Regions from separate parts of the Homo sapiens genome. Here region 2 is linked to region 1. Evidence: chromatin loops called from intact Hi-C (ENCODE). Cell type or tissue: PC-9. All regions are shown on one strand. Each heading gives the region's core, and the rest is flanking DNA. Links, peaks and the distances in the headings are about the cores only.

Region 1 (7,968 bases), core at 2,199-6,198:
CAATTTTGTTTTCCAAGTTCATGTCTGGTTGTTTCCTACTCCTTTCTTCCTCCATTCATACTCTCTGCTTCAGCTGTACTAAGCTAAAATGTTTTTTAGATTTCAAGATGTATATTTTTTCATACTTTAACATTTCCGGGATGCATTTTGTAGTTATTGTTAAGATAAATTTGCCAGTGGCCAGTTAGGGGAGTAAGTTGTGATAAAGTGGCCCTTTAATCTATGTGTACATATATGAATGTGTGTGTATGTGCGTGTGTGTATGTGGCCTCAAAATCAATTACTGTCACAAACAATGTTGTGGTCAACAACAGACCACATATACAAAGGTGGTCCTATAAGATCACAATGGCACTGAAAAATTCCTATTGCCTAGTGATGTGGTAGCCATCACAGTGCAATGCATTACCTTTTCTGTTTAGATATGTTTGGACACACAAATACTTACCATTGTGCTACAATTGCCTACAGTATTCAGACCAGTAACATGCTGTACAGGTTTATAGCCTAGGAGCAATAGGCCATACCACATAGCCTAGATGTGCAGTAGGCTGTACTTTATAGGTTTGTGTAAATGCACTAATATTTGCACAATGATGAAATCACCTAAGGATGCATTTCTCAGAAGGTATCCCCATTATAATGCTATGACCTACACTGATAGATTTGGGTGTCATGCCAGTGCCAAATTCTTATTTAACAAAGGCTTCTAGTCAACCCTTTTAGGTGTGTTTCAAAGAAATTTTCAATGTAGTGGTACATAAAATAAAGAGTAAAATATTAAAAATGCTAGCAGTAGTTACCTATGGATAGTAGAATTAGAAGTGATATTTTTATATAGACCTATATTCAGATTTTGTATGGTGCTTATACAAAAAAGTACTTCTTGTTGAGACATATTTCATTCATAGAAATGACTGTATTATGTATATATCAGGTATAAAGAAAAATAAATCCTCATGTGATTGCTCCTTACTTTTAGAAACAGAAATTCTTTTGAAGCCCCCAGTATGCTTCTCCTCTACTGTATTCTTCTCTTCTCTCTCAAAGGTCACCATATTCAATTACCCAGAATTTATGTTTATCATTATGTTGCTTTTCATTATGTCTTAATAAGATATCTTAATTTTATATTGATATAATTAATTAGATATTAATAATTAGATATTAAGATGTATAATATCTTAGTTATATCTTAACAAGGTATAATGAAAAGCAACATAATGATAAACATAAATTCTGGGTAGTTGAATATGGTTACCATTGGGAGAACCATTTATTAAGTAGGCCATCTTTCCTACATTTGTATGCACCCAATATATTGTGAACATTTATATACTGGGCCCATAATAAAGGTGTCATATTGTGTATATTATCTTGAGACTTGTTTTTCCTATTGAGTATTATGTTTTTGAGATTTATCTACATGGATACATGAAGCCATAGTTCATTCATTTTCACTGCTGCACAGTGTTTTATAGCATCAATTCCTACTCTATCCATTTCCTGTGACAAACATTTGTACTATTTCTGATATTTTAAAATTATAAACAATGCTGTCCTGAATCTTCGTAGGAACATCTCTTGCCACAAAAGTTTAATAATTTCTAATACCTTGTTCCTTATTTCCATCTGAGATCTCATCAAAATGGTCTTTACTATCTGTACTTTTATCAGCATTCTGGTTATGAGCACTTAAGTAATCTCTCAAAAAATTCAAGCTTTCCCTGCAGACTTTTTCTGAGCCTTCACCAGAATTGCCCTTAATATTCATCAGTTCATGGCAATACAGGCTATTTCTAGCCTGTCCTTCCAAATTATTCCATCCACTACCCATTACCCAGTTCCAAAGCTGCTTCCACATTTTCAGCTATTTGTTGTAGCAACAAAGCCACTCCTGGTACCAATTTCCAGTCTTAGTCCATTTTTGGCTGCTATAATATAATATCATAGACTAGGTAGTTTATAAAAAACAGAGATCAATTTTCTACAGTTCTGGAGGCTGGAATGTCCAAGGCTGAAGGACTATATCTGGTGAGGGCCTTTTTGCTGCGTCAAACATGATGGAAAAGCAGGTGGGCATACGAGACAAGAGAGAAAGGCACTAGCAACCAAACTCACTTTACAGCAACCCACTCTTGTTATAACTAACCTGCTCCTGTGATAATAATATTAATTCATTCATGAGGGCGCTGCCATCATGACCCAATCACCTCTTATTAGGTCCCACCTCCCAACACTGTTGCATTGGGGATTAAGTTTCCAACACAGGAACTTCTAGGGAAAGCATTCAAACCACAGCATAGACCAAGTTGCAATGTATTCAGGATGGTATCTGGGTTCTCTGTTCTGTCATATCAGTCAGTCTATCCTTGCTGTATTACTTCAGTGTGTTAATGCTATATACAGCTTTTTAAGCCATCTGATCCGATAAAAATTTATATAATCTAGGTACAAATCTTTTTAAGTTTCATAAAAACTTCCTGTTGGAATTTTGGTTGAAACAATTTGATACTATAGATTACATTCAGGAAAATGACATCTCTATGATATTGACTTTTCCTATCCATGAACATAGTAAACATTTACATTTATTAGTTTTTTCTGAATTGTTTTACACTTTTCTCCCTAGAGGTCTTGTATGTATGTACACACATCTCCCCCCAACATATAATATATACTTTATGCATTTTATGTTTGAATAGATGCTACCTTTTCAAAGGTTACTTATTTCAAGTGCCTCTTCAATCTTAATTTGTAATTCACTTTTGCATATTGATGTTATATCAATCACTTTAGTCTCTTATTATAATAATTGGCATATTTTTTCAGTTTCTGACAATTGAAAATTACCAAATACACTATGAGTTTTCCTTTTCTTATCGTTTTTATTTCTTTTCTTGACTTACTGCATTGGTTAGGACCAATATTGAATAGGGAATTATTGTTTTGTTCTTTTCTCCTAGCAAATTGTTTCTAACATTTTACCTTTAAGTATACTTTACTATAGATTTCTGATAGGTAACTTTCATCAGATTAAAAAAGTTTTCCTCTACTCCTAGTTCTATAAGAATTTTAAATTATAAAACTATTCTATTTTATTGAATATTAAAAATATTATTGGGGTTGATAACCTCTCTTTATTGTTAGTAAAATGAATTAATTATGTCAATGGGTTTTAGATACCAAGCCAAACTTGCATTCCTGAGATAAATGAAACATTATCAAATTGTATTATGTTTTTTATTCATTGCTAGAACCAACTTGAAAAAATTGAGTTTAGAATATTTGAATCTCTGTCCAAGAGTGGCAGTGGTCTGTAATTTTTATTTTTCATATCATCCATGTCTGGATTTGGCATAAAAAGTGCACTAATCTTATAAAACTAGTTTGAGAGTATCCCTCCATCTGTTCTCTTAAGGAGTTTATATAAAATTGTAATTATTCCTTGAGAGTTTGGTAGAACTTATTAAAATCATCCATTTAAGCCTGGAGCTTTCATAGCAGCAACAAGATTTAAAAACAGTGACTCAATTTCTTTAATAGTTATGTAGTGTTTAGGCTTTCTATTTTTTTTTGACTTAGACAAAATGGATGAATCATCAAGAGATATAATAAAACTAAGAGAAGGTTAATTTCTAGTATTGCATAAACCAATTAAGGGGAGGAAATCTATGAGTACTATCAAATGGGCAGTGCAGGCCTGGAGCAGTGGCTCACATCTGTAATCCCAGCACTTTGGGAGGCCTAGGCGGGTGGATCACTTGAGGTCAGGAGTTTGAGACCAGCCTGAGCAACATGGTAAAACCGCATCTCTACTAAAAATACAAAAATGAGTCTGGCATGGTGGCGAGTGCCTGTAATCCCAGCTACTTGGGAGGCTGAGGTAGGAGAATCACTTGAACCTGGGAGGTGGAGGTTGCGGTGAGCTGAGATTGTGCCACTGCACTCCAGTCTGGGTGACAGAGTGAGACTCTGTCTCAGGAAAAAAAAAAAAAAAAAGCAATGCAAAATGAAACGCTGGTATTTTAAGATACTTCTAAAATTTATACTGTCAATCCTAAAGGTATAAATGAGGTCAAGATGTTGAGCATATTTTACAAAAAATCATGAGTCATTCTTATGCTTTGCATAACTTCTAATGTCTAAAAATGATTCATAAGAATCTTCGGGTTGAACATAGAACACTTTGTGACATAAAAGAAGAAAATAGTCTGTATGGGTGGGGACAAGTATATGCTATGATGAGTAGATAATTTTTTAGTGATATGACTGGCAATGAATGAACTCTTAGAATCAAGGGAATGTAGTCCTCGTTATTCATTAAAATGCCTTGTATTTTCTCATATCTCTGCTCTTGAGTAAGCAGTTTCCTCTTTTCATCATGTGATAAACTCCAATTTTAAAGACTCAGTTCAAACTGATGTCTTCTGTGACAACATTCTGAGTGCTCTCCATGTACACTGAAACCCACTCTATCAATAAGAGCAAAAACCCCTAACACAGAAATATTTGTTCTGAGTTTTTGGGTTGTTCTTCCCCATCAGGCTGTAAGCTCATTGAGAAAGGGTCATATCTTAATAACTTTTGTGTATCCTGTAGACAGTGCAATGCTTTACAGAAGGCGGCCAATTACTTTTCAGTAATGTTTAATAACAAATAAGCTGTTTATGGTCATCTCCTACTTTCTTGATTCTTTTATAACTTACCTGTCAGTAATCAGAGATCTGCATCAGAAATGAAACTGAATATAAAATCTTAGGAGATCATTTTTCTCCCTTTTTTGAAATCCTTTATTATCTGGCTACTCAAATTTGGTAGCTGGGAGGTTAGGAAGGGATGGTGGCAGGCCTTCTATTTCTCCTGTTTTCATTCTGAGCAAGATCTTGCTTGTTCTGGTCTGGTGCTGTTGGATTTGATTCCTGTCGGCCTCCTGTAACCAGACCTGCAATGTAATCTTACACCTAATTAGGCAGTCCTGCAGCAAGCCCTGACCCTTGCCATTTGAAGGATGATTTATTTTTCTTTGCTGTGCTCAGCAAAGTAGAGGCTGCAAAGTCATTCGGGAGGTCAAACTGCTCTTTCCCCTGCTCTAATCAAGTCCTTCCAGCCTCCTGCCTTCTTTGGCCCATGGATGGGTACTTCTTTCCAGAGGCCCCACAGCAGATATGGGTGGGCAGAAGGGTGGTCTCTCAGTGTGGCATTCAGAGGGAGACAGGACAATACTTTTGTCTTCTGTCGAACTCGTCAACATGGATTCAATTGTATCTCTTGCCTACTTAAAATCAATAGATAGCTTCCACAAACTCTTTAGCTTGGGTAGTCACCCCTCAAGGTCCTGCTCTTACCTTTTTCTCCAACACTACCTCTCAGAGTATAAATTCCTGGGAAAAAATGCCATACAGCTGAAAAATTGTGTAGTTCTTCAAACGATAGTCCATTTCGGGTCTCCTACTTTGAGCATAGTGTTCTTCTGCCTGGAATGCTCTGTCTCTTCATCTTCTTCCTCCTCAATCCTCTTCAGGTAGTCAGTTTAGTATGACTCTTCAAAATTCTGTTTGTGTCTCCTTCTCCTGGAAGCTTTCCAGGATTGCCCCAGCCTGGGATAAATTCTATTATTCCTTACTCTCACTGCATTCTGTTGCATCATTATGTAAGGACATATATCACATTATATTTTAATAGTTGATTTAGAGGTTTTATCTTCCCACGGAGTATAAACTCTTAGAAACTAAAGAAAAATGCTGTCAAAGTGCCTAGGTAGTGTCTCTCACAGAGTAGGTCCTAGGTAAATATGCTAGTCAAATTAACAAGTCAAAGAGGAGTTGAAGGGAGTCCAGATGTTGTGTAAAATGCAAGAATGGGGCTGGGGAGAGGCCAGGCTGACCATGGAGTGTTGGGCAGATGGGAAGGCACACTGTTGAGCCGGGGGTCATCTTGGGTGCTATTTACCTAATGGCGGCTCTTAGGAAAGACAATGACTAGAGCCATTAGGTCTGATGGCTGATCGCTGGGCCAGGATCCTAAGAAGTGAGAAATAATGGAATAATGGCAACTTTATATCCTGAAGGGAAGTATAAATACTGGATAGAAAAGGAACTCACCTAAGGGGAGCAAGTGGGTGCATAAAGTTGATCTTGGATACAGATTGGTGGTGAGCGAGGAATAATAGACTGAGCCAAGTCCAAGGCAGGGTCTTTCAAATGGTCTTCTGGTGTGAGCTCAGGGAATTACGTGAAGTTCCAAGGGAGATGGGGGCTGTGGGGACCTGAAAGATGAAATCAAGGTAAAGAGCAGAGCCACTAGAGATGCTATTGGGTACCACAAGTGTCTGGAGTTTCATACACTTGAGAGGAGGGTACTTTTCCTACATTAGAGGCTTGTATACAGTGACTGTTGGAGTGAAAGGGTGACCTGCTCCTAACAGCCATCTTAAAATGGCATATTCACCATGGCAAGACAATCCAAATTCCTTGTAAGATTCAGCACACAGGTGCTAGTCTCTACTTAGTTCTGAACCAGTTCCTTGACCTGTATTTATACCTGGTTCCATGTTGCTCCTAACCCTGTTGGTCTCCGACCTTTGTGAGGTTCTTCTGTTTATCCAGCCTGCCTCACTTGTTTGACTTGACACTGCACTGCTCCTTCTTGGCTCTGATCCCAGGCCCTTGGCAGTAACTCTGGTTGTCTACTCTACTGGGCCTCTTCTTACCTCTACCAAACCTCCTTGCCAGTACACCCCAATCTCACTACACCCTTTCCTTTGGCTTTATTCTTTCTTCCCAACAGACTTCCCCAGCCCTCTAAGTGAAAACCAGAGATGGATTAATGGCCTCATGTCAACACAGATAATGTTATGACAGCCTATAACCTGTTCTTTGAGCATTAAACCTCTTATGAAACTTCTGCTGAAGGAGAGGGCATGACTGGCCATGCTTATGTCCTATGCCCTGCCCTTCTGGCCATCTATTGAAGTATGGATGGGCACCTGCCTCAAAGGCAGATTATGCATAGGAGGAGACTTAGGAAACCAGATTGTCCTTGAGAGAAACTTAAAAGATAAAGTGAAACACTGGTGAGTGGTGACTAAGCAGAGAAAACTGGAGGGCAGAGAGGGTTGGGAGATTCTAACAGGTTCACGTAGAAGTAGACGCCCCATGGCTGTATCTGTCCCTGTTGATGTTCTGTGAAGTCCCACTGTGTTTTGATTCTATGCAGCGCTTAGGTACCCCTTTATTACCACGACAGTTTTTGTTTTGTTTTCTTTTAGCTAGTTTGAGTATTGTCATTGCAGCCAAAGAGCTGTGACTGTTTATGAGAACGTGGAATGGAGTGGAGGGCTATCAGTCTGGGGTAGAGGGGGAGGTCTGGAGCATCAGAAATGAAGTGTAATGGAAATCTGAGTTGCACGGGGTGAGTTTTGGTAGAGGCCAGGTGTCAAGAATAGGTGAAGAGGAGGACAGCTGTGGTCTTTTGGACCATACCAGCCACCATCAGGAATACCCTGATTAGAGAAGAAGGACTTGGATGGGACTTCCAGGCAGGGGATTGAATCATTTCTGGGACCCCTCTCCTCAGGCTAGCATGGCCTGAGTACACACTCAATAAATATTTGTATTTACTATGACAGGCACTGAGATAAGAATCTTACATGCATTAATTTATTTAATTCTTAGAGTCTTTTGAAGGGTGTCTTACTATAATTTCCATTTTACAGATGATGAAACTGAAGTTTAGGGAGGATAAGCTAGCTACCTGCTCCAAATCACATAGCAAATGTGGTAGAGCCGGGATCTGAAAGCAGGTCTAAATGTGCCAAAGCCCATGCTTTTTAGCATTACTTTATGCTTGCTTTACACAAGGATCACAGTGTGCTTTGTTTTAAGCCCAATGCCTCTCCTGCTTTCAAATGACTGTGTTAAAAAATCACATAGTTTCCCATGCCCTGCTCCTCCTTCTATAGCCAGG
Region 2 (4,000 bases), core at 1-4,000, 62 kb after region 1:
ATTTATTGAGCACTTACTGTGTGTCATAACAGAGGATTTAAGCTCATGATATGCTTTATCTCTTATCCTTGCAAGAGCTCAATGAGGTCAGTACTATTATTTTCCAATTTTACAGACAAGGAGACTGAGGCTCAGAGAGGCCAAACTTGTCCCTTAATGCCTCCTTGTCAGCTGTGTCTAATATGTGGTAGAGTTAGTTGAATCTAGGCAGGTTGTGGCCAGAACCCATGTACTTATGTATTACTTTATCTTAGACCAGACTCATTCCACCTCTTAACTATGTTGGAGGATGCTGTATGAGGCAGTGTGGTGTGGGGAGATATCACAAAAATGGTACACAGAAGGTTCAGGTCTGAGCCCAAATTCAAGCAATTATGTCACCCTTCTGGACTTATGTTCAAGACAAGCTGAGAGGTTCAAATATTCATCATGCAGGATCATCTGTATAGAAATACCTTCTGATATAGCCCCTGAGATTCATAATAGATGTTCAATAAGTGCTTTTTTGCTGAATCTGAATCTGGATGGAGTATATGTAATAGCCCTTTCCTCCCTGGCACATTGTGACTCTCCAATAAATTAAATTCCAGTGATAATCTCTATCACTCCAACATGCCACCTTAGGAAAAGAATGTATTTTTTTCTTGTTTATCATCTGATTCATCTACATATAAGCTTTATGCTGACTGGACAATATCTTAATCATTTCCATAAACACAGTAGTCACCCAGCATATAACTTGCATAGTACATGCAATAATTTTTTAATGAATGAAGTGATTCCAAATAGCAAAGCCTGTTACATTTGAATACCTGCCTTCCTGGCCACATGGCCAAAGCTGCTGGCCCAACCTGAGTCTGGTGTCCATCCCGGGTCCATTTGATTTCTTTCTCTAAGGAATTTGGAATTGAGAGTTGGAGATGGAGTCAGTTGACTGTAGGAAACAAGACCAAGTCCTCTGAAGTTCAAGGCTATTTCTCTTCCCCTGGCTATAAAACAAATTACCTTAGTAGTGTATGTCAACCATTTATTTAGCTCATGGATTCTGAGGGTCTGGAATTTAGAAAGGGCACAGTGGGGACAACTTATTTCTGTTCTACTATATCTGGGGTCTTAGGTTGAACATGTAAAAGTTGGAGGCTAGAATTATTGAAAAACCTTATTTACTCATGTCTGGCTGTTGATGCCAGCTGTCAGCTGATAGCCTCAGTACCTTTCCATGTGGTCTGATCACATGGGCTAGTCTGGACCTCTTCACAACATGGTGGCTGGATTGCAAGAATGAGTGTCTCCAGAGAGAGAGAAGCAGGTGGAATCATACTTCCTTTTATGACCTAGCCTCGGATGTCATTAAATGTCACTTCCATTGCATTTTATTCATCAAGGCAGTCACAAAGCCCTGCCCAGAAATAGACTCTGCCTCTTGATATGGGGTGGCCAGTTTCTGGAAGAACTTGTAGAATTGAAAATGTTGCTGTAGTCAATTTGGAAAATACAATTTGCCACAGCTGCTGAGTAGGCCTTATGGAGGGTCCCAGGATGGGTTATACCCAAGAAGAAAAGTCTAAGATAGTTCACAAGGAAGAGAACTGTTGAATAGAGCAGACAAACCAAGAAATGCAGAAAGAAAATACCATTTGGCCAGAGAGAGTCAGGGTTTTGCAGGTTGGGTTGTCCAAAGGAGATACTTAGAGTTTGGGGTGCATGGTGTTTATTAAGGATCAACACATGGAAAAGGAAGTTGGAAAAAGAAATACTAGATAGAGGGAGAAGTTAAGCCATCCTAGGGGCCTGACAAAGCCTCACCCAACCCAGCAGGTGATCTGGGGTGAAGTTTGCCCATCAGAGTTGCTCATTGTAAGGTTGAAAGGACTGTGCCTTTATCCCCTACCTTGCTTAATCATGGAATGTGGGCTACCGGCAAGGGCATGGATGAGGCTGGTCTCTGTAGCTCTGTATCTCTATGTCTAACACTGGGGGAGGACTTCCCAGTTTCTGTGTGTTCTGGTTGTCTGTCCTGTAAGTGGATTCCATAAAATTCCCTTCCCTATTTTCAATACAGCACTCTCCATTCAGCTGAATGTATTTCCATATCTTGCAACTCAATATGTCAGCCTGAGGCTCTTGGTCTGTTGCTCTACCTGTAGAGTGGGAGGTTGGATGGACCTTCCTGTTTTGCAATCTGATGATTCTTATCCCCTTGGCTGATGCCTTTTACATAGCCAGCTCTGCAGAAAATGAAATACAGCTCACTTGTTGCCAAGTGCTTCTTATCAGATACAGACCCAGACAGACACAGTCTGGCTTGGCTGTCCACGTGATTTATTCCTCCAGTTTAGAAGAAAGCGCCAGGTGATATCTGAGCTGTGGCAGCAGCCAGCTGGCTCCCAACACATTCCAGGTATAAAAATAGTTTACAAGGAGCACCAAGCTCCAATAACTCTTACTTCAGACTCTAGGAACACTAAGACAGCCTGGAAAGTTTTGGCAAACTCAGTTCCTGCCTTGAATCCTCTGGGTTCTCATTTTGTGAGGCAGAACAGTGCCAATGGAGGCAGACTGCTGAGTGCACTTAGGATGTGGGTACTGGGAAGTTCCAGGGGTCAGACCTGATCACAGCATTCTTCCAAGGAGCAGAGGTGCACAGATTTGGGCAACACACAGTATTGGAGTTGCACGGACCTGGATTTAAGTTCTTCATGCATCTTGTACTAATGACCTAACCTTAGTCTCTCTATGTTTCACCCTCTTAAAAGTATATCTAAAACCTAGTTCATGGGCTTATTCTGAACAGTGACAAAATGATATGTTATAAAGCATCTAATATAATGCCAGGCATATTCTTGAATGAATATTGTTAGTGTCAAAGAGAAACATAAACTTCCAATTGTTGAGGATGTTTCAGGCACCATGACAAGTGCTAGGAAAATAAATATATCAAAATATGCTTCTGACCTCAAGGAATTTCAGTAACATGGATACGAAATTATTGTTCTGATAGAAACTCTGTCACATTCCAGCTAGGTGACCTTGGATGAATCATTCCACTTTTGTGGGTCTCCGTTTTCTCTAAAATAGAGAAAATTGTACCTAATTCATAGCATTGCAGTGATGACTAAATGAGATGGCGCAGGACAAGATGCCTGGTACAGGGCTGCCATTTATGAAGTGTGTCTCATTACATCACGAGCTCTGATCTGGCCTATTTGCCTTCATGTTTCCAAGGGCCACTCCCCAGAGGAGACTCCTAAACACCCTGAAACCTTAGAGAGCTTTGCCCAGCCTCCTTGGCCATTTGACCCTGCTTCATACTTTATAGGCCATGTTAAGGAAAAAGATTGAAATTACAGTGGACCTGGAGCCAGGAAACCCCATGTTGAAGCCCTTGATTTGCCACTTTGAGGCTTAGAAAAATTAGAGTGCTACATAGTTATCGTTTCTGCATTTATCAGGGGAAGAGATTTGGAGTCAGGCAGCTTACTGTACTGGCTCCGCTCTTACTATGTGACATCTGATGGATGAGTCTCTCTTCGAAGCCTCGGCTTCCTCATTTGTGCAATCTCTCTAGGCTACCCCTGCTTCATGGGAGTATTGTTGTATTCAGTGTTAGCATGTTTTCAATATAATTAGTACAGTACCTGGCACAGAGTACATGGTTAATACATTTTCTTTATTATTATCGAATATTTTTATAATTCAAGACAAACTTAGAGGTATACAATAAAAATAGAGCTATAAGATGAAGAAATTAGTACTCAGAGAGGTAACTAATTTATTGTGATGTTTCATATATATCATTTCAATGCAGGACACCTAAGAAGCACTCAATATATATTTGTTCTATCCTTCTCCAGATATATGTCATTTTTAGTCCATGTATCACTTTTGAGATGCTTTGCTTTTTTAACATTTTTAGTCTGAATTTTTTTTTCCCTAAGGAGCTGAAATCCTCTCCCTGTGGATAAAAGTTATTTTTTCTGACTGGGAAGCTTCAGGCAAG

Evidence for each region. A loop is a pair of places that touch in the nucleus more often than their neighbours do. Peaks named below come from ENCODE experiments on the same cell type or tissue, not always from the same donor. Only the 100,000 strongest peaks of a DNase experiment are listed, where the experiment ranks them.
Region 2: a loop joins it to region 1, with 6 times the contacts of the local background. A loop is called at or near these places in 1 of 110 quality-filtered maps.

Annotation. Positions count from the first base shown.
Region 1 is chr1:55,628,081-55,636,048 of GRCh38, forward strand. No RefSeq gene overlaps it. Among named protein-coding and RNA genes, the nearest start is that of LINC01753, 310 kb to the right of the region's middle. In PC-9, for the core only: no CTCF peak of the experiment used is centred there; a DNase peak (open chromatin) is centred at 4,151; H3K27ac peaks cover 2,085 bases.
Region 2 is chr1:55,692,235-55,696,234 of GRCh38, forward strand. No RefSeq gene overlaps it. Among named protein-coding and RNA genes, the nearest start is that of LINC01753, 250 kb to the right of the region's middle. In PC-9, for the core only: no CTCF peak of the experiment used is centred there; a DNase peak (open chromatin) is centred at 2,217.